Linked DNA regions of Homo sapiens: regions 2 and 3 are each linked to region 1. Evidence: read pairs that join two places in POLR2A ChIA-PET (ENCODE). Cell type or tissue: Caco-2. All regions are shown on one strand.

What was found. ChIA-PET counts read pairs that join two places held together with the same protein. Peaks named below come from ENCODE experiments on the same cell type or tissue, not always from the same donor. Only the 100,000 strongest peaks of a DNase experiment are listed, where the experiment ranks them.
Region 2: POLR2A ChIA-PET joins it to region 1 with 13 read pairs; 1 of 35 experiments calls an interaction of 5 or more read pairs at or near these places.
Region 3: POLR2A ChIA-PET joins it to region 1 with 6 read pairs; 3 of 35 experiments call an interaction of 5 or more read pairs at or near these places.

What each region holds. Positions count from the first base shown.
Region 1 is chr7:66,409,831-66,417,830 of GRCh38, forward strand. No RefSeq gene overlaps it. Among named protein-coding and RNA genes, the nearest start is that of LINC00174, 13 kb to the left of the region's middle. In Caco-2, a CTCF peak has its summit at 4,149 (motif pointing left); a DNase peak (open chromatin) is centred at 3,761; H3K4me3 peaks cover 2,890 bases.
Region 2 is chr7:65,790,764-65,798,763 of GRCh38, forward strand. It overlaps the pseudogene GTF2IP5. Among named protein-coding and RNA genes, the nearest start is that of LINC03006, 24 kb to the left of the region's middle. In Caco-2, no CTCF peak of the experiment used is centred here; a DNase peak (open chromatin) is centred at 4,118.
Region 3 is chr7:66,588,969-66,596,968 of GRCh38, forward strand. It overlaps the pseudogene RABGEF1P1. Among named protein-coding and RNA genes, the nearest start is that of KCTD7, 36 kb to the right of the region's middle. RefSeq lists enhancers at 258-759, 3,314-3,608 and silencers at 3,080-3,219, 3,480-3,549, 3,867-4,038. In Caco-2, no CTCF peak of the experiment used is centred here; DNase peaks (open chromatin) are centred at 2,708, 3,113 and 3,453; H3K4me3 peaks cover 2,273 bases.

The DNA of each region.
Region 1 (8,000 bases):
AGGAAACCTCTGTCAACAAATCTAAGTATTTGCCACACGTGTTAGCCAGATTTGAAGTACAGACAGTGGAATGACACTTATCCCAACGCCTCCCTTCCTCTCCCATCCTGACACATGAGAAAGCTGAATCCAAGAGAAATGAAGTCACCTGCTTGGTTTCGATAGCAAGTGTAGTAGTAAAAATAAACCAAAGCCCAGTTTCTGGGACCTTCCTTTTTTAGGTCCTAAACTTCTATAATTCATTCAGACATAACCCTTTACTGATACGTTATCAAATTAAAGACCAACAACAGGTGAAGGACTATGAGTCCCTTCATGTTCATATGAAAGGGCAAGACTCTTATCTCCAAAAAATAAAAAATAAAAAAATATTTCAATTTAAAAAAATAGTGTGATGGTCTTTGGCAATGTTTAAATAGAAAAGAAGAGTATCACTTTCAAATAAGCTGACACTTTCTGAACATGTAATAACCAGGGTCACAGAATCACAGAGGCCAGTGAGAAGACTAAAAAGTACCCCTGTGAGCCCCAGTGATACATACACCACCAGGAAAATTTCCTGTTCCTGTCGCTCCAACGAATCCACAGCAACATAATGTCGGCAAGTGACATGATCTGCCTCCCCTACCTCCAGGCAGCCACAGGGAAAGTGGAGAGCAAAGGGACCATTCCCTGTGTCACTGATAAATGAGGCTCAATGGGAAACACGAAGCATGAGGGGCACCCAAAGTTAGATGACAAGTTCAGTATCTCCCCTTTGTCTTCCTGCTTCAGGTATTATCTGCATCTTCTCTTTTCATGATAAGGAAAGAAGCAGCAATAGCAATAGCGTGTCTAAATGTGGGACTACCCATCGAGCATCATGGAACTTAATATAGAAGTTTATACAACCCTGAGAGCTTTCAGAACCTGGTGTCCTAACATGTACATCCAAGTTTTCTAAAGCTCTTGACCAGGCAGTAGACTATGAGCCCCCAGGAGTTCACGCAGGTTTTCTAGGATCTTCACACTGCTAACCACAGTCATGGCAACGCCTTCATTGCCTTTTTAAACAATTGTTTTCCCAATTGTCCCCTTAAAATTGGGCAGTTTAGGCTGGGCACGGTGGCTCACGCCTGTAATCCCAGCACTCTGGGAGGCCAAGGTGGGCAGATCACATGAGGTAAGGCGTTTCAGCCTGGCCAACATGGTAAAACCCTGTCTCTACTATGAAATACAAAAATTAGCTGAGCATGGTGGTGGATGCCTATAATCCCAGCTACTCAGGAGGCTGAGGTATGAGGTATAAGAATCCCTCGAACCCAGAAGGTGGAGGTTACAGTGAGCTGAGATAGTACCAGTGCACTACAGCCTGGGCAACAGGAGTGAAACTCCATTACACACACACAAAAAAGAAGCAGGCCCAAATATATATTTTTTTTGAGACGGAGTCTTGCTTTGTTGCCCAGGCTGGAGTGCAGTGGCGCGATCTCGGCTCACTGCAAGCTCCGCCTCCTGGGTTCACGCCATTTTCCTGCATCAGCCTCCGGAGAAGCTGGGACTACAGGCTGCCGCCACCACGCCCGGCTAATTTTTTGTATTTTTAGTAGAGACAGGGTTTCACCATGTTAGCCAGGATGGTCTCGATCTCCTGACCTCGTGATCTCCTGACCTCCCACCTCAGCCTCCCAAAGTGCTGGGATTACAGGCATGAGCCACGGCACCCAGCCAGGCCCAAATCTTAAAGTAAAACTTTTAGCATAGAAAATAAGAATTGGTGAGAACTCCATTCCCTGGTTACTTACCCCATAGGCTGAAGAGCTGCCTCTGCCTCTAAGGATCAGGGCATTCTGTTTTTGATGGCAGAATCTAAGTCAGAATGCAGCACAATCCCTGAAAAGTGAGAACATCAGGGTGAGTTATCCTGACCTTGAGACTGCTTCTCTCTTTCATTAAAACAAAACAAAACAAAATATATATATATACACGAACCAAGAAGCCGATCCCCTCTTGCCACCTCAGTTATTTGAACTCAGCTACTCAAGGTCTATTTTGTCGAGATCAAGGGCTCCCATGAGTGACTGTGAGGCAGATCTGATCACTCAGAGGGGGAAAGGTAACCTCATAAAACCTGAAGATGTGAAAGGAGAACATAGCTGCTGCTCAGAAACTCCACTAGCCCATCTTGAAAAGAAATTATCTACGAACAGAGTAATTCCCAGTTTCCAATTCTAGGCCTTATAGTTTTGCTGAGTGTCCCTAAACTTTTCTTTTCTTTTTTTGGAGACAGAGTCTTGCTCTATCCCCCAGGCTGGAGTGCAGTGGTGCAATCTCGGCTCACTGCAACCTCCGCCTACTGAGGTCAAGCAGTTCTGATGCCTCAAACTCCCAAGTAGTGGAGATTGCAGGTACATGCCACCATACCCGGCTGATTTTTGTATTTTTAGTAGAGATGGGGTTTCACCATGTTGGCCAGGCTGGTCTCGAACTCCTGAACTCAGGTGATCCGCCTGACTCAGAAACCCAAAGTGCTGGGATTACAGGCATGAGCCACCACGCCTGGCCTTCTGCTCTTTCTTATTTTGCCCACCTAATGTAAGAAAACTAAGGTAAAATACATTTTTTAAGCAAACTAAAAGGAAGCTCTCTAGGTGGTATGGCTACTATACTCAGGAGACTTTAACTTCCCTTGACCCAAAAATGGCTATCTGGAAGTCAGCATCCTCAGAGTACACTTCAGATGCAAACTAGAATACATCAGTGTAAACTAAGGAAGTCCACAGCCTTTGCTTGAGTAAAACTAGATGCAACAGGCCGGGCGCCGTGGCTCACGCCTGTAATCCCAGCACTTTGGGAGGCCGAGGCGGGCAGATCATGAGGTCAGAAAATCAAGACCATCCTGGCTACCACGGTGAAACCCCGACTCTACTAAAAATACAAAAAAATTATCTGGGCTTGGTGGCGGGCTCCTGTAGTCCGAGCTACTGGGGAGGCTGAAGCAGGAGAATGGCATGAACCCGGGAGGCGGAGCTTGCAATGAGCCGAGATCGCGCCACTGCACTCCAGCCTAGGCGAAAAAGCGAGACTCCGTCTCGGGGGGGAAAAAAATACACCAAGCGTGCACCACGCCTGGCTAATTTTTGAAACTTTTCTACAGACGGGGTTGCGTCACGTTGCCCAGGGCAGTCTCGAACTCCTTAGACCAAGCCATCCTCCCCCTCGGCCTCCCAAAGTGCTGGGATTATAGAGTCCAGCCAGCCTCATGTTTTCTTTAAGCAGTCCCTCCCTGTTGCACAGTTGGATAGTTTATTTTTTTATTTTTTTAGACATGGTTTACCTCAGTCTCGCAGGACGGAGTGCTGTGATGGGATCACAGCTCATGGCAGCCTTGAACCTTGGGGTTCAAGGAGCTGGGAAGTTGAGGTGAAACTACTGAGACTGGGTCGCGCCACGTTGCTGAGGCTGCTCTTTAACTCCTGGCCTGAAGGGATCCTTCCGCCTCGGCCGCATCCAGACATAGTTTTCTAGTTTTGACCCACAGAAACAGTGCTGGGTCGGAGTTTGTCAACTACCCATCTCCAGACAGCAACACAAAGGACCTGGCAGGGAGGTCGCGGTTACCAAGCTCCACTCTAAGGAGAAAACAGCCTAGCTCCAGGCACTGTACCGTCACTGTGACGTCGCGGAAGGCCCGGTGCTGTGACATCGCCGAAGACACGCGCCTTCGGCGAACGCCCGTCCCCGTGACGTCACCAGAGGTGCGCCCAATCGGAACTCGAGGCGGGGCTGCGGGGGAGGGGGGCCTGGGTCTTCCAGAAGCGCGCATGCGCAGGCGGGTGGCCACAGGCAGCTGTCAGCTTCTGCAGGCTCGGACCCGGCGGCAGGCAACAATAAGCTACAAGGGGAGCTTTACCACTGCCTGGATTACTACTACCTGCGCGTTGGGCGCAGCAAGGGCTTGACGCTACTGGAGCACGCGCTGCGCACCAACCTGCTGGCGCCCAGCGGGCACAAGCACAAGGTGGCGCAGAAGCTCCTCAATGGACAGCACAAGCCCGCTAGAGCCAGCTGCAGTCCTTGCCACGCACTCGCCTCACCTGAGGCTGTGTAGGTGCGGCCCCCAACACCTAACCCAGCCAGGTACCGGGGACCACAGCAGCGTCCCCTGCCGCCCAGCGCCGCTCATACTGGGCAGGGTTGGCCCCCTCTGAGGCTGCCCCGCATTAGGGAGCTGCACCCCCTAGCTTGACATCTGATGGCTGTTGCAGCAACATTAAAATCTTTGGAAATTTGTAGGGTGGTAGAAGGGGCTAGGAAACGAAGAAAACATCTTATTAAAAATAAAAGCGATCGGGCCAGGCGTGGTGGCTCACGTCTGTAATCCCAGCACTTTGGGAGGCCAAGGGAGGTGGATCACGAGGTCAGGAGTACAAGATCATCCTGACCAGGATGGTGAAACCCCGTCTCTACTAAAAATGCAACAATTAGCCGGGCGTGGTGGCGGGCACCGATAATCCCAGCTACTAGGGAGGCTGAGGCAGAGAATTGCTTGAACCCGGGAGACGGAGGTTGCAGTGAGTCGAGATCGCTCCACTGCACTCCAGCCTGGGCGACAGAGCGAGACTCCGTCTCAAAAAGAAAAAAAAAAGAATTGCTTGAGCCCGGGAGGTTAAGGTTACAGTAAGCCGACATTACGCCACTGCACACCAGCCTGGGTGACAGGACAGAGTGAGATCATGTCTTTAAAAAAATATATATGCAAGTGACAGCTTTTCTTCCAGTGCTAATGCTCAAACTGAGTAAAGTAATTGGGCCGGCCCCGTGGCTCAGGGGCCCTTAATTCCAGCACTTTGGGAGGCTGAGGTGGGCGGATCGCTTGAGCTGAGGAGTTCCAGACTAGCTTGGGCAACATGGTGAAACCCTGTCTCTACAAAAATACAAAAAATTAGCTGGGCATGGTGGCGCGGGCTTGTAGTCCGCACTACTTGCGGGGCTGAGGCAGGAGGATCGCTTGAGCCCAGGAGGTGGAGGCTGCAGTGAGCGGTGATCTGGCCACCGCACTCCAGCCTGGGCGACAGAGTGAGACACTGTGTCAAAAAAGAAAAAGAAAGTAACTGATCTATGTTTTTGTCTGATTTCCTACAGGATACCAAAGGACCTGTTCAAAGTATTTTCTGTAACTCCAACTGTAACTTGGTTCTAGAAGGAGAGAATCCATGTTTGGTCAACAGAACTTTTCACCCTGACTTCAGTTTACTGCTTCGATATCTTTTCCTAATTGATTGTTAATTAAGTTCTGCCTAGCAAGTATAAAAACCTCTGCCTCCTGGGTTCAATCAATTCTCCAACCTCAGCCTCCGCAGTAGCTGGAATTACAGGTGCCCACTACCACGCCCGGCTAATTTTGTGTGTGTGTGTGCGTGTGTGTTTTTTTTTTTTTTTTTTTTTTTTTGAGATGGAGTCGCGCTCTGTCGCCCAGGCTGGAGTGCAGTGGCGTGATCTCGGCTCACTGCTAGCTCCGCCTCCCGGGTTCACGCCATTCTCCTGCCTCAGCCTCCGAAATAGCTGGGACTACAGGCGCCTGCCACCACGCCCGGCTAATTTTTTGTATTTTTAGTAGAGACAGGGTTTCACCGTGTTAGCCAGGATGGTCTCGACCTCCTGACCTCGTGATCCGCCGGCCTCAGCCTGCCAAAGGGCTGGGATTACAAGAATGAGCCACCGTGCCCCGCCCACATTTTAGAAAACGAATTCTAAGGCACAGAGAGTTCAAGTACCTTTCCAAAGATGACACAGCTAATTAGACAGTAGACCAGGTGGCCTGACCCCAGGACTTTTGCCCTTGACCTCTACACTACCATGTTGAGCACAGCAGTAAATATTTCATACAGTTTTATACAGATTTTTCCTGTTGGTTGTGGTAAACCACGTATTGTTGTTTTGAGACAAGGTCTTGCTCTGTTCCCCAGGCTGCTAGTGTGAAGTGACACAAACATGGCTCACTGCAGCCTCAACCTCCGGGGCTCAGGCAATCCATTTCAGCTTCCCAAAGTGCTGGGATTACAGGAATGAGCCATCATGCCTGGCCTCACACTATATTTTAATGCTTTTTTTGAAAATAGAAACTTTTACCAATGACTCACTTCAAACTAATGATAAGGAAATGATGTTATTCTCTTTTGTTTTGTTTTTGCATTTTTTTTCTTGAGACAGGGTCTTGCTCTGTTGCCCAGGCTGGAGTAGGTAGTACAATCATGGCAGCCTCGACCTCCCAGACTCAAGCAATCCTGCCCCTGCTTCCCAAGTAGCTGAGACTACAGGTGCATGCTACCACGTTTGGCTAATTTTTGTTGTAGAGACAGAGTTTCACCATGTTGCCCAGGCTGGTCTCAAACTCCTGGGCTCAGCTATCCTCCACCCTCAGCCTCCCAAAGTGTTGGGATTACAGGCATGAGCCACTGTACCTGGTTGATGCTGTTCTTTTAAATGCATTTTTACTTTTTTTTGAGACGGAGTCTCACTCTTTCTCCCAGGCTGGAGTGCAGTGGTGCAATCTCGGCTCCCTGCAGCCTGGTCTTGAACTCCTGACCTCAGATGATCCACCCACCTCGGCTGCACACAGTGATTTTGCTCATTTTAGATACTAGAACTTTTTAATTAAAAAAAAAAATTCTTTTTTTGAACTGCAGTGCAGTGGCATTATCTCGGCTCACTGCAACCTCTGCCTCCCAGGTTCAAGCGATCCTCCTGCCTCAGCCTCTTGAGTAGCTGGGACTACAGGCACATGCCACCAAGCCCAGCTAATTTTTGCATTTTTAGTAGAGACAGGGTTTCACTATGTTGGCCAGGATGGTCTCGATCTCTTGACCTCATGATCCGCCTGCCTCAGCCTCCCAAAGTGCTGGATTACAAGCATGAGCCACTGCGCCTAGCCAAAAATAAATAAATAAATAAATTTGAGACAAACTCTAACTCTGTCATGCAGGCTGGAGTACAGTGGCAGAGTCACACCTCACTGAAGCATGAGTCTGGGAGCTGAGGCTGCCTTGAGCCATGATTTTGCCATTGCACTCCAGCCTGGGTGACAGAGAGGTCTTGTCTCAAAAAATCCATCCATCCATCAATCAATCGTTCCACTATAGGTAATCTGTCATTTGCTGTTTAACTACTTTCAAGGTTTTTTTTGTCTTTAATTCTGAGAGGTTTGTGACATATCCTTGCATAATTTATTTAATTTATCCTGTTTGTGGTTCATTCTCCTTCTTAAATCTACAGCTTTCTGCCTTTGAAAATTTGGGGGAGATCTTCAGCTGCTATTTAATTTTTTAGCCATATGCATTTTTCTCCTCTCCTTCTAGGACTCCAGTGACAAGAATGATAGATTTTTTTTTTTTTTTTTTTTTTTTTACCGTCCCACCTGTCCCTAAGCCTACACTTTAAAGGTTCAATTTTCTCTCTGTTGTTCACATTGGGAATTTCTATTGATCTATATCCCAGTTAATAGATCCATTCTTCAGTCACTGCAATTCTAATATGAATTTTTTTTTTTTTTTTTTTGAGATGGAGTCTCTCTTTGTCGCCTAAGCTGGAGTGCAGTGGCACCATTTTGGCTCATTGCAACCTCTGCTTCCCAGTTCAAGTAGTCATTCTTGTGCCTCAGCCTCCCGAGTAGCTGGGATTACAGGCATGCACCACCGTGCCCAGCTAATTTTTGTATTTTTAGTAGAGACAGGGTTTCACCACATTGGCCAGGCTGGCCTCGAACTCCTGAGCTCAGGTGATCCACCCGCCTCAGCCTCCCAAAGTGCTGAGATTACAGGTGTGAGCCACCATGCCCGGCCCTCTAATACGAAATTTAAGAACTTCCAGTTATTATCAGTTGCGATTCTAAAATTTCCATTTGGTTCATGTCTCCAGTGGTTTTGCTGGGGTTTTTTCATTTGTTTGAAGCATGTTTCTCTTTACTCATTGGTGAATTTTTATGATGTTTTCTTTAAAATCTTTGTCAGGTAATTCCAACA
Region 2 (8,000 bases), 620 kb before region 1:
GACCTCAGGTGATCTGCCACCTTGGCCTCCCAAAGTGTTAAGATTACAGGTGTGAACCACCGTGCCCAGCCTATTTTCTTTGTTAGAGCTCTTTATTAGAGCTTTCTTTCTTTCCCATCTTTTTGTTTGCCATTGTGCACTGTCAGAGTAAGTGACCACAATTTGTAGATTATCTACCACCTTAGGAATTTAAGTTGCCAAGAACCAATAACTAGCCATTTAGTATGAAGGTTTTTATTGTCAGGAAATAAGTGTTGGGAATCAAGTATGAATTATGTGTGCATATTAGGTCTTTACAAATTTGTGCAGTTAATCATTCTCATTAATACTACAGTGAATAAATGTTCTCAAGTTGGGTTAATGGGTGTGTCCTGAAATACTGCTCCTTCAGCTCTCACAGTATCTTGGGGCAATTAGTGAAGGTCAGTCAGTGTGCCAAATAGATTTTGTGTGGAGTATGGCATGGAAAGTGGTTGAGAAATTCTATAGTAGGGTAAGAAAATAATCCTTGTCCAGGAGTCCTGCAGTGGAGAAGACAAAACTCAGTGCTTAACTCATAGGTTAAGCATGTTTTTTCTTTCTTTTTTTTTTTTTTTGAGACAGAGTCTTGCTTTGTTGCCCAGGCTGGAGTGCAGTGGCATGATTTTGGCTCACTGTAACCTTCACCTCCTGGGTTCAAGCAGTTCTCTTGCCTCAGCCTCCCAGTACCTGGGATTACAGGTGCACACCACCATGCTGGCTAATTTTTGTATTTTTAGAAGAGATGGGGTTTCACCATGTTGGCCCGGCTGGTCTTGAGCTCCTGACCTTGTGATCAGCCTGCCTTAGTCTCCCAAAGTGCTGAGATTACAGGTGTGAACCACTGTGCCTGGCCCTCAGCATGCGTTTGATTTAGCCAAAGAATCAAAGCATTGGTGAAGAATTGAAGATTGGAAGTTACACATTTTTTGCTAAGGGAAGTAATAGAGAAAGAAAAATATTCCTGGAGGTAAATCTTCAGTTTGGATTAATGTGAACATGAAGAAACCTGTAGAAACCTTCATTTCTCAAGACAAAGCTCAAATTCAAGGTTGTGAGGAATGCAGTCACTGCTTTTGTTAGGGGCAGTTGTGACAGTGATTGCAGAAACTGAGACTGCAAAGCCCGTATTATATAAAGAATGTGCAAGTGCCATAGAAGACACTGCAAGGATTGGGTGCTGGAGCAGTGCTGGACCTGCCATCATCACCAGAGTGCAGCAGAGAGAATCTCCTCTCTTGCCATCACTAACCCAGCACTTGACTTTGTCCCACTCCTAAAAGATCTTGGAAGGAATTAAAGGTGCTTGGTGGTTTCTCATTCCAGCATAACCTTACTTGGCCTGACCATGAACCATGCATTAGTCTTTGGACAGGGCAATTCAAATCACAGACCACATAACAAAAGAATTTTGTGGCCATCAGAACTGTCTCCTTAAACACACCATGGGTGCACTGTGTCCTCAGCTTGGTGAAAGGTAGATGTCACACACGAGAAGGTGGTGGAGCCAGGCATGTGATGGAGCCTCGAAGAGTGGGAGGTGGCAGCTGGCTCTGTGAGGAGGGTGTGAAGTCCTCCCTGGGAGGAGCAGATGCCAGAAAAGGAGGTGAGGGTGGGCAGAAGAGGAGGCTGAGCAGCAAGTGAATAGACGTGCTCGACCTCAGAGGAGGAGAGTCCCATGTCTTTATTGGTAATATTCTAATGTGGTTGATACCGGAGTTATTTTCTGTGGCTGAATGGTTCAACTACTCTGAAATCCATGGGGAAAAACAAAACAAAACAAAAAAAAACTCATACTAAAAACCCTTGAGATGCTAAGTTTTAAAGTAAAGGAAATGTTACAAGATTTTCTGAAACCACCAACCTTTAGCAGTATTTTCAGACCTTCTCCAACATTTTCCACTGCCTTTGTCAGCAATCAGAGATGACCTTCACACTGAGGCAATCTTCCACTTCCCTTACCCTTTTCCTTTTCTCTCTCTTTCTCTCCTTTCCTCATCCAGTAACTCCAGTCAGACTCCATTGTCTCCAGGTCGACTTTCGTCATCATCCACAACTCCTCCACACAAGCCCTGAACACGTGTCCATGTAAGTGACATCCTTTGTCTTTATTTTTTTATTTTATTTTATTTTATTTTATTTTATTATTTTATTTTATTTTTTTATTTTATTTTATTTATTTTATTTTATTTTAGAGATGGAGTCTCCCTCTGTTGCCCTGGCTGGAGTGCAGTGGCACAATCTTGGCTTACTGCAACCTCCACCTCCCGGGTTCCAGCATTTCTCTGCCTCAGCCTCCTGAGTAGCTGGGATTACAGGCACCCACCACCACACCTGGCTAATTTTTGTATTTTTAGTAGAGACGGGGTTTCACCATGTTGGCCAGGCTGGTCTTGAGCTCCTGACCTCGTGATCCACCCGCCTCAGCCTCCCAAAGTGCTGGGATCACAGGCGTGAGCCACTGTGCCCGGCCCATGATTTACTATTTATAAGAACATGGGCTTACTACTTGTGTAATACTTATCCCTGTATTTTAGGTGGGAGTTGCTGAGGTTTGGTGACTACATCTGGCCTCTCAGGGAAATGGCCAAGTTGTTCACATCTCACCTGTATAATGTGAAGTTGTTTGTCAGCTTCATTGGTTACTACTGTGAAATGAGTTATAAAGGGAAATTTTTATTTTTATTTTTTTATTTTTAGTAGAGACGGGGTTTCACCGTGTTAGCCAGGATGGTCTCAATCTCCTGACCTCATGATATGCCTGCTTCGGCCTCCGAAAGTGCTGGGATTACAGGCATGAGCTACCGTGTCTGGCCATAGTAAGGAAAATTTTTTATAAAAAGAAATAGATTTAGGCCGAGTGCAGTGGCTCACACCTGTAATCCTAGCACTTTGGGAGGCCAAAGTGGGTGGATTGCCTGAGCTCAGGAGTTTGAGACCACCCTCGGCAACATGGTGAAACCCCATCTCTACTAAAATACAAAAATCAAAACAAAACAAAAAAATTAGCTGGGCTTAGTGGTGAGTGCCTGTAGTCCCAGCTACTGGGGAGGCTGAGGCATGAGAATTGCTTGAGCCTGGGAGGCGGAGGTTGCAGTGAGCTGACATCATGCCATTGCCAGCCTGGGCGACAGGGCAAGACTCTGTTAGTAAAATATGTCTAGTACCAGATGCTTTTTGGTCTCCTAATGACCTATCAAACTGCAGGGTTTTCTGGCTTTGTAATATATTCAGTTCCACATTTATTCAAGAATTGAGGACTTTTTATATCTTCATTATGTGCCAAGTACTGGGTGGGACAGTAGGTGACAGAGATGAACAAATCCCTAATCCCAGGATTTCACAGTGGATGTTGGAATTTAGTGCCATTTAGCCTCATTCAATTCTGCAGTAGTCCCAAGATTTTCCAAGATCATCCTGTCCTCCAGTGTCCTGTTGATTCAACTTCAGAATATATCCCAGAGTCTGTCCCTCTTCATTCCTCACTGCTGCCACCCTGGATCCATCTGCCATCATCTCTCACCTGGTTTATCTCAGTAGTCTCCTAACTGGTTTTCTTGTTTCCATGCTTGCCTCCTTCAGTCTATTCTGTCTTTTTTTTTTTCTTTTTTGAGACAGAGTCTTGCTCTCTCACCAAGGCTGGAGTACAATGCTGTGATCTCTGCTTACTGTAACCTCCGCCTCCCAGGTTCAAGCGATTCTCCTGCCTCAGCCTCCCTAGTAGCTGGGATTACAGGCACAAACCACCATGCCTGGCTAATTCTTTTGTATTTTTAGTAGAGACAGGGTTTTGACATGTTGGCCAGACTGGTCTTGAACTCCTGGCCTCGAGTGATCCGCCTGCCTCAGCCTCCCAAAGCGTTGGGATTACAGGTGTGAGCCACTGCACCCAGCCTGTCTACTCTCAACACAACAGCTAGAACAGTCATTTTTCAGTGGAATTTAGATCATGTTTACCCCTCTGTTCAAACTCTCCAGTGGCTTTCTGTTTTCTACATGATCTTGCCCCCTACTACCTGTCTCACTGTGCTTCCTGCTATTCTGCTCTTACTCCTCTGTATAAACACTGAGCTCATGGCGTTTCCTTTAACATTCCAGGCATGCTTGACCCTGTCCTGTCTCTGGGCCTTGCTGTTCCCTCTGCCTGGAACATTCTTCCCCTAGTGTCTGCATGGCTCACTGTCTCACTGCTTTGGATTGAGGCTCAAAAATCACCTTATCAAAAGTGCCTCCAGGGTGCTCTGCGTAAAATGTATCCTCAACTCATTTCCTATTTGATGTCTGACTCCCCCACTCTTCTTCACTAAAACGTAAGCTCCATAAGGAAAGGGATTTTGTCTGTTTTGTTCTGTTGTATCCCTAAATACCTAGAAGGTGCTCAGTAAATATTTCTTGGTTGAATGACTAAATCAGCCTATTATTGAATCAGTCAATGTCCTCTGTAGGAGGGACTTCTCACACCAGTGGTGCATATCTGTATGTTAGCTGGTGTAGGGAGGGACATGGTCAGAATGGCTCTGTCTGTGTGGAATAGTTTTGCTTAGCATAATCCCAGCAGGCTCCTATTGGGGTTAAGCCACAGTTTTAGCCTTATTAGTATCACTCTTTAATCATAAAGTCAGAGGATGTTAAAATTGAAAGGGATTTGGGAGACTATTCGGTTCGCTTTCTCATTATTGATGTGAGACTAACAGAGCCTAGCAAAAGTAAGTTAATTACTCACAATCGTAAAGCTGTACAGGTCAATCTGAAATTAGGCTTCTGACATCACTCTGTAGTCTTTCCTACGTGAGTTCTCCCCTGGCTGAGACAGTTCATGGGCTTTCAGGTTTGACAATTTTCTCTCCAGTCTCTAAACAGGAGCTTCTATCTGGACATTCTAGGTTAGCCTAGATGGATGATGACCCTGTGAGGTGTGGAAAATCCCAAAGGTTGACCACTGTGAATAGGAACTACCCTAGATGTGTCAGGAGCACCGCAGGCACGCTCACTCCTCCATTTGCTGGAGTCATGTAGGGTGGACGAAACCCAAATCAAGACCATTTGCTGCTTCAGTTCTTTTATTGCATGTGACAGTCCAATGTGTCTCCATTTAAATTCAGATTTTTTGATGAATGGTCAGACCAGCTGCAGGCCCTTTGGGCCGGAAGTCTTGATCTCGCCAACTGTTCATATTCTTTTTTCTTTTCTTTCCTTTTCTTTCCTTTGCTTTTCTTTCTTTCTTTCTTTCCTTTCTTTTTTTTTAGATGGAGTTTTACTCTTGTTGCCCATGCTGGAGTGTAATGGTGTGATCTTGGCTTACCGCAACCTCTGCCTCCCGGATTCAAGTGATTCTCCTTCCTCAGCCTCCCGAGTAGCTGGGAATACAGGTGTGTACCACCATGCCCCGCTAATTTTTCTATTTTTTAAGTAGAGATGGGGTTTTACCATGTTGGCCAGGTTGGTCTCGAACCCCTGACCTCAGGTGATCTGCCTACCTCAGCTTCCCAAAGTGCTGGAATTACAGGCATGAGCCACTGTGCCCAGCCAATAACAGATATTTTTTGAGCCCCTGCCAAGTGCCAGGCACAGATCTAGGTGCTGGGAACTAAGGGGAGAATGAGTAAGACAGTCTCTTTTCTCGGGGAGCTTCCGTTCTAGTGGTGGTGGTGTGGTGGTGGAGAAGCAGGCTATATACATGCAACAAATGATATGTGTTCAGACGGTGATAAGTAATTTGAAGAAAATAAATAGAGCTTTGGGAGTTAGAAAGTTTGGGCATTAGGATGGGCACTGACCTATTGGGGTGGGCAGTGAAGACCTCTCTGAGGAGGTGACATTTGAGCTGAGGCAGCTCACTGGGCAAGAGTGGTTGTGATGGGTAGAACATGAAGTGCAGGGACCTGAGATGTGAGTGGACTTGGCACGGTGTTTAAGCACCATAAAGATGGTCAGGGTGGCTGGAGCATAGTGGATCCTGGAGAAGCAAGTAATACTCAGATGAGGATGGAGCACCTTCTAGGCTATGGAAAGGAATCTGGATAATTCCAATGGAGTAAGAAGCACTGCAATTAAATCAGGGGTCGGCAAACTCTGTGGCCCATGGGTCAAATCTAGCCTGATGCCTTTTTTTATGAATAAACCATATTGGAACACAGTCTCACCCATGGGTTTACATATTGTCCATGGCTGTTTTTAATGTTACAAGAGCAGAGTTGAGTAGTTTCAACAGAGAACATATGGCCCAGAAGCCTAAAATATTTACTCTCTGGTTTTTATAGAAAAAGTTTACTGACCCCTGAATAAAATCTCAGTTTTGAGGAGGAGACACTCTGGGTACTATTGGCATGGTGTACCCAGGTATACTTTTGTCTCTTACCATTCCCAGACTGGGTATTACTCTGTGAATGAATGGTAAGAGACAAGAGTGTACGTGAATAGTTCAGATAAGAAATAACTAGATGTTTGCTGGGTGCGGTGGCTCACGCCTGCAATCCTAGCACTTTGGGAGGCTGAGGCATGTGGATCACGAGGTCAGGAGATGGAGACCAGCCTGGCCAACATGATGAAATCCCATCTCTACTAAAAATAGAAAAATTAGCTGGGCGTGGTGGTGCACACCTGTATTCCCAGTTCCTTGGGAGGCTGAGGTAGAAGAATTGCTTGAATCCAGGAGGCGGAAGTTGCAGTGAGCCGAGATCGCGCCACTGTACTGCAGCCTGGGTGACAGAACAAGACTCTGTCTTGGAAAAAAAAGAAAAAAGAAATAACTAGATGTTGAGCCACCAGAAAACAAAGATCACACTGTTTTTATTCTGTTTAAAAACACCTAGCTATGCTTCATACTCATTAAATATTGTTGAATGAGTGATGAGATGCTGAATAGGAGGTGCCAGTGAATATGAAGGGGAAGCGAGGTTTTGAGAGATATTTAGGAGGTAAATATGATCCACCTGCCTCGGCCTCCCAAAATGCTGGAATTACAGGCCTGAGCCACTGTGCCTGGCCAAAGGCAGGTGTTTTTGTTTTTGTTTTTGTTTTTTTAGATGGAGTTTTGCTTTTGTTGCCCAGGCTGGAGTGCAATGGCATGATCTTGGCTCACTGCAACCTCCGCCTCCTGGGTTCAAGTGATTCTCCTGCCTCGGCCTCCCGAGTAGCTGGGATTACAGTCATGTGCCATCACACCTGGCTAATTTTTTGTATTTTTAGTAGAAACGGAGTTTCACCGTGTTAGTCAGGATGGTCTCTATTTGCTGACCTCAGGTGATCTGCCTGCCTCAGGCTCCCAAAGTGCTGGGATTACAGACATGAGCCACCGCGCCCAGCCAAAGGCAGCTTTTTAAAGGGTTGCACAGCACTTCATATGCTACTTAAAATGAGATTATTCTTCTTCATTCTTAGAATGCCAGTTGGTTTTATTCGTTGATAAATTCCCAGTTAGTCATACTCACAAGCGCAACATTGTTGATGGGTCTGACATCCCTTCGTAACTTAAGAATCATTAGTATGACTGCCCTATGGAGGCATACTGCTCTATCTCAGGTTTATTTCAATAATAAAACCTTTGGAAGTTTTAATAATGAAACCTACTTAAGGCCCTTTGCTCAAGAAGTCTGAGTCACTAATCACCGCAATTACTCCCATGGCAGCTGTAGAGCAATTTAACAGGATAATAGTGAATAAGATAAATTACACTTCAGATTCTTAATGGATTGATGTGCAAAAGTATGTTAGGGAAGATGGGGGTGGGAGAAGAGTGCCTTTCAAATTTCTGCACACAGTAATACAATAGGGAACTGGGCCATTGTAGCCATTACTGCTAGGGATTAGTCATCTAGTAACAACCTCTGGGGCTCAGTGGTGAGTAGAACATCCTGTTTATTATAGACAGCAAATTGGGTTAATTCTCTTGTTTGTGTGCCTCTGTGGAGGGGGTGGAAATTCTAGGTGATCTGCTAATTGTCTGATTTAGAATACTCCCCTTTCTACTAAAGAATTAGTAT
Region 3 (8,000 bases), 180 kb after region 1:
GTCCTATTACAATTACTTGCTTACATGTCCACCCCATGCTCTTAGCCACTTAGCACAGTGCCAGGAACTGAGCAGGTGCTCAACAGATGTTTTCTAAGTTTCTCAAACGATTCATCAGAAGACTGGCACAGTACCTGCAGAGACAGTGTTCTCTCACTTTTGTCCCTTCCACACTCTCCAGGGCCCAGTGAAGGTGGGAGTAAAAAATTAAACAGCAAACAACTAACCTGACAAGCAGTGTTTCTCAGACTTGAATGCACATCAATATCACTTGGAAGACTAGTTAAAACACAGAGTACTGGGTCCAACCTCAGTTTCTGATTCAGCTGGCCTGGGATAGGGCCTGAGAATTCGAATTTAACAAGTTTCCAGGTGATACTGCTAGGAACTACCTTTGAGAACCACTACTATAAAGAAAACACCACAATTATGAAAATGTCCATTTCTTCTCATGACTTCATTCCCAATGGGAGACTCCCTTTTCTGAATATGAGGAACCATGAGAGAGCTTTTGGAAAATACGAAAATCAAGACTTTTTTTTGTTTGAGACAGAGTTTCACTCTTCTTCCACAGGCTAGAGTGCAGTGGCGTGATCTCGGCTCACTGCAACCTCCACCTTCCGGTTTCAAGTGATTCTCCTGCCTCAGTCTCCCAGTAGCTGGGATTACAGGTGCCCACCACCACAACAGGGTTTCACCATGTTGGCCAAGCTGGGCTCGAACTCCTGACCTTGTGATCGGCCCGCCTCGGACTTCCAAAGTGCTGGGATTACTATAGATGCGCGCCTATAGTCCCAGCTACTCAGAAGGCTGAGGCAAGAGAAGCCCTTGAACCCAGGAGGCGGACCTTGCAGTGAGCCCAGATCGCGCCACTGCACTCCAGCCTGGAGGACAGAGCGAAAATCCATCTCAAAAAAAAAAAAAATTAACGAGGCAAGCTAAATTAGTAGGTGGCAGGCCTGTGGTCCCAGCTACTTGAGAGTCTGAGACAAGAGGATCGCTTAAGCCTGGGTGGTGGAGGCTGCAGTGAGCTGTGTTCCCGCCACTGCATTCGAGAGAGAGAGAGAGACCCATTTTTTTTTTTTTTTGAGACGAAGTCTCACTGTGTTGCCCAGGCTGGAGTGCATTGGTATGATCTCGGCTCACCACAAACTCCACCTCCTGGGTTCAAGCAATTCTCCTGCCTCAGCCTCCTGAGTAGCTAGGATTACAGGTAGGCGCCATCACACCTGGCTAATTTTTGTGTTTTTAGCAGAGATGGGGTTTCACCATGTTGCTCAGGCTGGTCTCGAACTCCTGACCCTGTGATCCAACCGCCTCAGCCTCCCAAAGTGCTGGGATTACAGGCGTGAGCCACAGTGCCTGCCAGAGAGACCCGTTTTAACCATAAAAGGACCCAGCTAAAAACTCTTCCCTGGTTCTGTCACCATCAGATGAAGCCTAAGCTCCTACATCTCTGTCCTGCACTTTTTCACTTTAATAACCACCCTCCAGGCTCGGTAGCCCATGCCTGTAATTTCAGCACTTTGGGACACTTGAGGAGGGAGGACTGCTTGAGTCCAGGAATTCAAGACCAACCCGGGCAACACAGCAAGACCCCATCTTTACAAAATCTTTAAAAATCAGCTAGGTGTGGTGGCACGCATCTGCAGTCTTAGGTACTCAGGAGGTTGAGGTGGGAGGATCACTTGAGCCCAGGCAGTTGAGACTTCAGTGACTCGTGATCGTGTCACTGTACTCCAGCCTGGGTGACAAAGTGAGACCCTCTCTCTCAATTAAATAAATAAATAAGCACCTCCTTGTAGTTACTGGCCTCCTCTCCTTTGGTTCCCCCCTCTCCGTCACTCCACCCTGTTAGTATGAATGTTACTCATTCTTCAAGACACATGCAGAAAGTATTCCCTGATCCCTTCTAGGCTCCACACCCAACAGCACGGCCTAAATGCCCGGCTCCTTCCTCGGTGCTCCATCTTAGCTCACACTCCTTACCACACTGTTTTGAAAGTATCTTGACTGTCCCTTCTCCTCAACTGGCTAACTTCTAGAGAGCAGAAACATGACTGCTTGGAAGGTCATTAAAAATTCAAATCCTGAACACTTCTTAATCCTGCAGATATGAATCAGTAACTCTTAAAAGCAAAATGTTATTTATCATTAAATATTAACAATATAATCACATTTTCTTGCATCTCTGGCAAGTTTCTTGGCATAACAATTTTAAGGAGCAGACTCCAACAGCAGTTAAAGCCACGCGATGGCTCACGCCTATAATCCCAGCACTCTAGGAGGCCGAGGCGGGAGCATCGCTTAAGGCCAGGAGTTTCACACCTGCCTGGGCAACACTGTGAGATCCCATGTCGAAAAATATAATAAATAAAAACAAAGCAGTTTCAGGTTTAGAGGGAGGAAAGTAGCTCTCCGAGCCAAAAACCAACTCCCAAGGTGCTCCGGTAAACTCGTCCTGGAAAAATCTCCTATTTAATCTCAAAGGCAAAACGAGTCCACGGGCGCCCACGACACATTTCCCAACCGCAAGGATTGGTCACCCGCGCTGAGACACCGCCAGCTGCCTATGACCTAGCCTCCAAAGCGGCAGAGTCCCCCCTTCTCTCTCCCTCAACTGCCGTGATGGGCACCCCTCGGCTCTCCTCCCAGACGGTTCGGAAGCAGGGACTTCTGCTCCTAACCCCAGCCCCGCAGCCTCGCCCTCAGCCACGGGGTGGAAATCAGGACCACAGGCTTCAAATCCCCTCCCCACTCCGGGACGCTTCTGTCCCCCCAGGGCAACGCGGGATCAAGTCCCGGCGCCCCTGCCGCGGCCGGGGTCTGTGGTTTGGGTCCGAGAGTCCCATCCCGGAGCGTTCCGGGGATGTTCTGTGAGAGGCCCCGCCCGACCACAAATGTTGCTTCGGAACCAGCGTCCTGGACGGGGAAGTGGGAGCCGGGCCGAGGGAAGCCGCCGCAGAGGGAGGCGGCCAAGAAATGCTCCGCCTCACGCCTTCGGGGCTTGGCCGGCCGCTGCAGACGCCGGCAACCAGCGCCTGAGACAGAGAAGCCGCGCACTGGGAGGATTAAGGGAGCCGAGGGCGGCCTGGAACGGGGCAGGCGGGGCTGACGAGGCTGGAATGTGGGACGAAGGACAGCGGGAGGCACCGACGCGCAACCGCCCCCGCCGCGCGGACGGCACAGACCAACCGCTCCCCCCAACCCCGGCCCGAGACACCTCGCCGCCCCGCTCCCGGAGCTGAGAGCCGCGCTGCTCTTGGCCCTAGTCCTTCCGCTCCGTACCTCGCCTGCGTCTCCACCGGCGTCCAAAGCCCCGCTCGCCCGCGTCGTTCGGGTAGGTCTCGACTCCGCGGTCCGCTACCGCCTCATACCCACCCTCCTCCTCGCCCCGCTCCCGGCACCGCCAGAATGCACGTTACGCACGGCGTGCAAACGTCACTTCCGTGGCCTTTGGCTCAGGACGGGAGGAGGTGTGGATCCAAAGGTGGCGCGTGCCTGTAACCCCACCTACTAGAAAGGCTGAGGCAGGAGGATCTGTTGAACCTGGGAGGCAGAGGTTGCGGTGAGCCGAGATCGTGCCACTGCACTCCAGCGTGGGTAAAAGAGAGAGATTCCCTCTAAAAAAACGAAAAAAAAAAAAAAAAAGAAATCCAAGATAAGATCACAGAACTGGCAGGTTTGGTTTCTCCTGAGGCCTCTCTTCTTGGCTTATAGATAGTCACTGTCAGGCCTCCGAGCCCAAGCTAAGCCATCATATCCCTTGTGACCTGCATGTATACATCCAGATGGCCTGAAGTAACTGAAGAATCACAAAAGAAGTGAAAATGGCCTGTTACTGCCTTAACTGATGACATTACCTTGTGAAATTCCTTTTCCTGGCTCATCCTGGCTCAAAAGCTTCCCCACTGAGCACCTTGTGTCCCCCGCCCCTACCTGCCAGAGAACAACCCCCTTTGACTGAAATTTTCCTTTACCTACCCAAATCCTATAAAACAGCCCCACCCCTATCTGCCTTCCCTGACTCTGAGTCCCTTCCAGGACTCAGCCTGCCTGCACCCAGGTGAAATAAACAGCCTTGTTGCTAACACAAAGCCTGTTTGGTGGTCTCTTCACACGGACACCAGTGAAAGTGACCTCTTCACTGTGTCCTTACATGGCCTTTTCTCTGTGAACATGCATTTTTAGTGTCTCTGTGTGTGTCCAAATTTCCTCTTTTTATAAAGTCACCAGTTGAATTGGATTAGGGCCCACCCTAATGGCATCATCTTAACTCACCTCTTTAGAGACCTTGTTTCTAAATACAGTTGCATTCTGATGTACTGGGATTAGGACTACAACATATGAATCTGGTGGGGATCACAATTAAGCCTATAACGTAATCATAATTACTTAAAAAATAAATAACATGGTGATATAGAATAACCAGGCAGGAGTGAGGGTTAGGGAGGCTAGGGAGATCGTGATAAGATGATGGCTCCAAGTTGAGAGCATGAGGGACTGTGAGGGTGAAGCCACGTGAGAAGAAAGAGGAGAAGGAAGATGCCAGCTGTCCTGGAGTTTAGGCAGGACTTAAGTGACTTTCAGACTGATCACTTATCCAAATATGAAAACTCTCAGGACTCAGAAAATGATACGACTGAGCAACAGTGCAGCACCAGGGCAGATGTTTTGGCTTCTTCTTGTGTAGCTCATCTCATATCTCCAGTTAGAAACTTTCCTTTTTTTTTTTTTTTTCTGAGACGGAGTCTCGCTCTGTCACCCAGGCTAGCGCAGTGGTGTGATCTCGGCTCACTGCAAGCTCTGCCTCCCAGGTTCTCGCCATTCTCCTGCCTCAGCCTCCCGAGTAGCTGGAACTACAGGCGCCCACCACACCCGGCTAATTTTTTTGTATTTTTAGTAGAGACGGGGTTTCACCGTGTTAGCCAGGATGGTCTCGATCTCCTGACCTCGCGATCCGCCCACCTCGGCCTCCCAAAGTGCTGGGATTACAGGCGTGAGCCACCGTGCCCGGCCAAGTTTCCTTGTATTTAATGTAGAATCTGATGGGAACAGGCCCCCCAAAATCTGGCCATAAACTGGCCCCAAAACTGGCCATAAACAAAATCTCTGCAGCACTGTGACATGTTCATGATGGCCATAACGCCCTTGCTGGAAGATTGTGGGTTTACCGGAATGAGGGCAAGGAACACCTGGCCCACCCAGGGCGGAAAACCAGAAAAACGCTTATAGGCATTCTTAAGCCACAAACAATAGCATGAGCGCTCTGTGCCTTAAGGACATGCTCCTGCTGCAGTTAACTAGCCCAACCTATTCCTTTAATTCGGCCCATCCCTTCGTTTCCCATAAGGGATACTTTTGGTTAATTTAATATCTTATAGAAACAATGCTAATGACTGGCTTGCTGTTAATAAATACGTGGGTAAATCTCTGTTCAGGGTTCTCAGTTCTGAAGGCTGTGAGACCCCTGATTTCCCCCTTCACACCTCTATATTTCTGTGTGTGTATCTTTAATTCCTCTACCGCCGCTGGGTTAGGGTCTCCCTGACCGAACTGGTCTCGGCAGAATTCCTCTTGCTGGGATATAAACCTGTATCCTCTTGTTCTGTCCCCAGAGAAGAGATGTCACAAGTCTGTTCATGTATTGGAATACTATTATTTATCTTTTCGGCAGACTTATTTTCTGCAAGTTGTTTTGGCTTTTCTTCTATAACTGCATCTGGGTAACCTGGCAGTGCAGAGCCAGGCCCTGGGCTTCAAGACAGGGACACACCAAGTCTCAGCACACAGACATGTCCCCACTCTGCTACCCAGCAGCCTAGGGAGTCAGCTGGACTAGTTAGTCGGCTTTGTGAAACTCTTCATCTGGGAAACAATGTTAGATTCTGGTTAAATTTAGCTCTGAATATGATCTTATCTATTTAATAATTTTTAAGTTTTTCTAAAAATCAAGTCCTCTGTACTTCTCTTAAGCTTTGGAGCCTAAATTAGAAATAGTCCTGAAATCAAAGTCTGATTTCTCCCTCTTATTTTTCTTTACATTCTGTTTCAGCTAATGATGCTTGTTCATTTATTGAACAGTTAAATAGCAGCTTGGACTCAAGTTCACTATAAAGTTCACAATTACTCCTTGGCCATTTCCAGCCAACAGTGGCTGCCATATTCCAGCCATGCCTTTCCTCATTTTGGTCACCCACTGACATCTAAGTTGTTCACTAAATCCAACAGTGTGTGGGCACTTGGCAGATAGTGGGTCTCCATGCTGGACATCCATGACAACGGCCCATTTGATTTTTTTGTTTGTTTTGTTTTGAGACAAAGTCTCACTCTGTTGCCCAGGCTAGAGTGCAGTGGCACGATCTCGGCTCACTGCAACCTCCACCCCCAGGTTCAAGCGATTCTCCTGCCTCAGTCTCCAAGGAGCTGGGATTACAGGTACACACCATCATGCCCGGCTAACAATGGCCCATTTGATATTCTCACCTTCTGGCTTCTAACTGCCACCTCCCCTCATAGAGTTAGGTAGAGTAGATCCCATCCAAAATCTAGTCTTATGGAATCCCCATCTGATGACCATCATCTTACTTTCTCAACACCCTTGTGTCATAAGCTTGCTTTCAGACCCTATCAGGCTTTGGACCTGTACACCTTTCCCAGTTGCAGAGTCCAGAAACTGGCCCCTGTCTTATTTCTTCTTTACTTCATCCAGGTCCCATCATTCCAACCACATTCCCGCAGGTTAGCCCCATCCTTTGATGCTCACTGCTTGAGCACTGCCTCTACTCGTCATCTTGCCAGGACCCCCCAGCTATCTGGCTTTCTCGCTCTCTCATGTTGATCGCTGGGCCTTGTGAGACAAATGAAAAGCTGATCTGATCTGAGTTACTACAACTCATCAGAGCTGGTTTTCTCGCTTCATCCAGGTCCTCAGTGCTGCTTGGAAATTATTGTTTGTCCTCATGCAATTTCGTCTCTGTTTCTCCCACAATGGCTATCCCAAAATGTCGCCACTTTGTTCCAGCCCCTTTCTTGACCTATTTCTTTATAGTTATCTTTATTTGCTGATCCCTCACTTCTCTAATTAAAGGTATAAATTATTCAAATTACTCTGTGATTTCTATCTCCTAATACAAATGACCCTAAATACAAGACAGGCCAGATGACCCAAGGAGACAATGATGGTGTAGACTTTTTTTTTGAGACTGGGTCTCACTCTGTTTCCCAGGCTGGTGTGCAGTGGCCTGATTACAACTCACTGCAACCTTGACCTCCTGGGCACAGGCAATCCTTCCACCTCAGCCTCCTAAGTAGCTGGGACTACAGGCATGTACCACCACACCCAGCCAATTTTTTTTTTTTTTTTTTGAGGCAGAGTTTCATTCTTGTTGCCTAGGCTGGAATGCAATGGCATGACCTCAGCTCACCACAACCTCCGTCTCCCAGGTTCAAGCAATTCTCCTGCCTCAGCCTCCTTAGTAGCTGGGAATACAGGCATGCACCACTACGACTGGCTAATTTTGCATTTTTAGTAGAGACAGGGTTTCTCCATGTTGGTCAGGCTGGTCTTGAACTCTCGACCTCAGGTGATCCACCTGCCTCGGCCTCCCAAAGTGCTGGGATTACAGGCATGAGCCACTGTGCCCAGCCCAATTTTTTTTTTTTAATATTTCTTGAAGAGACAGGATTTCACCATGTTGTTCAGGCTGGTCTGGAACTCCTGTGCTCAAGCAATCTGCCCACCTCAGCCTTCCAAAGTGCTAGGATTACAGGTGTGAGCCCCTGCACCCAGCCCAATGTGTAAGCTGGTCTTACATGTCAGATACAAGGTTCCAAGAATTCCATGTTATTTATTTTGAATGGGTGACACGTGAATGCACATGGGATGCATTTGGGCAGAGCAGCAGCACCAGAGTTCATCTTCCTCTCTTGGGTGGGACATCAGGAATAGTCCCCGCTGGTGTCCACTTTGGGAAGCTCTGGGATTCAGCTGGCCTCTG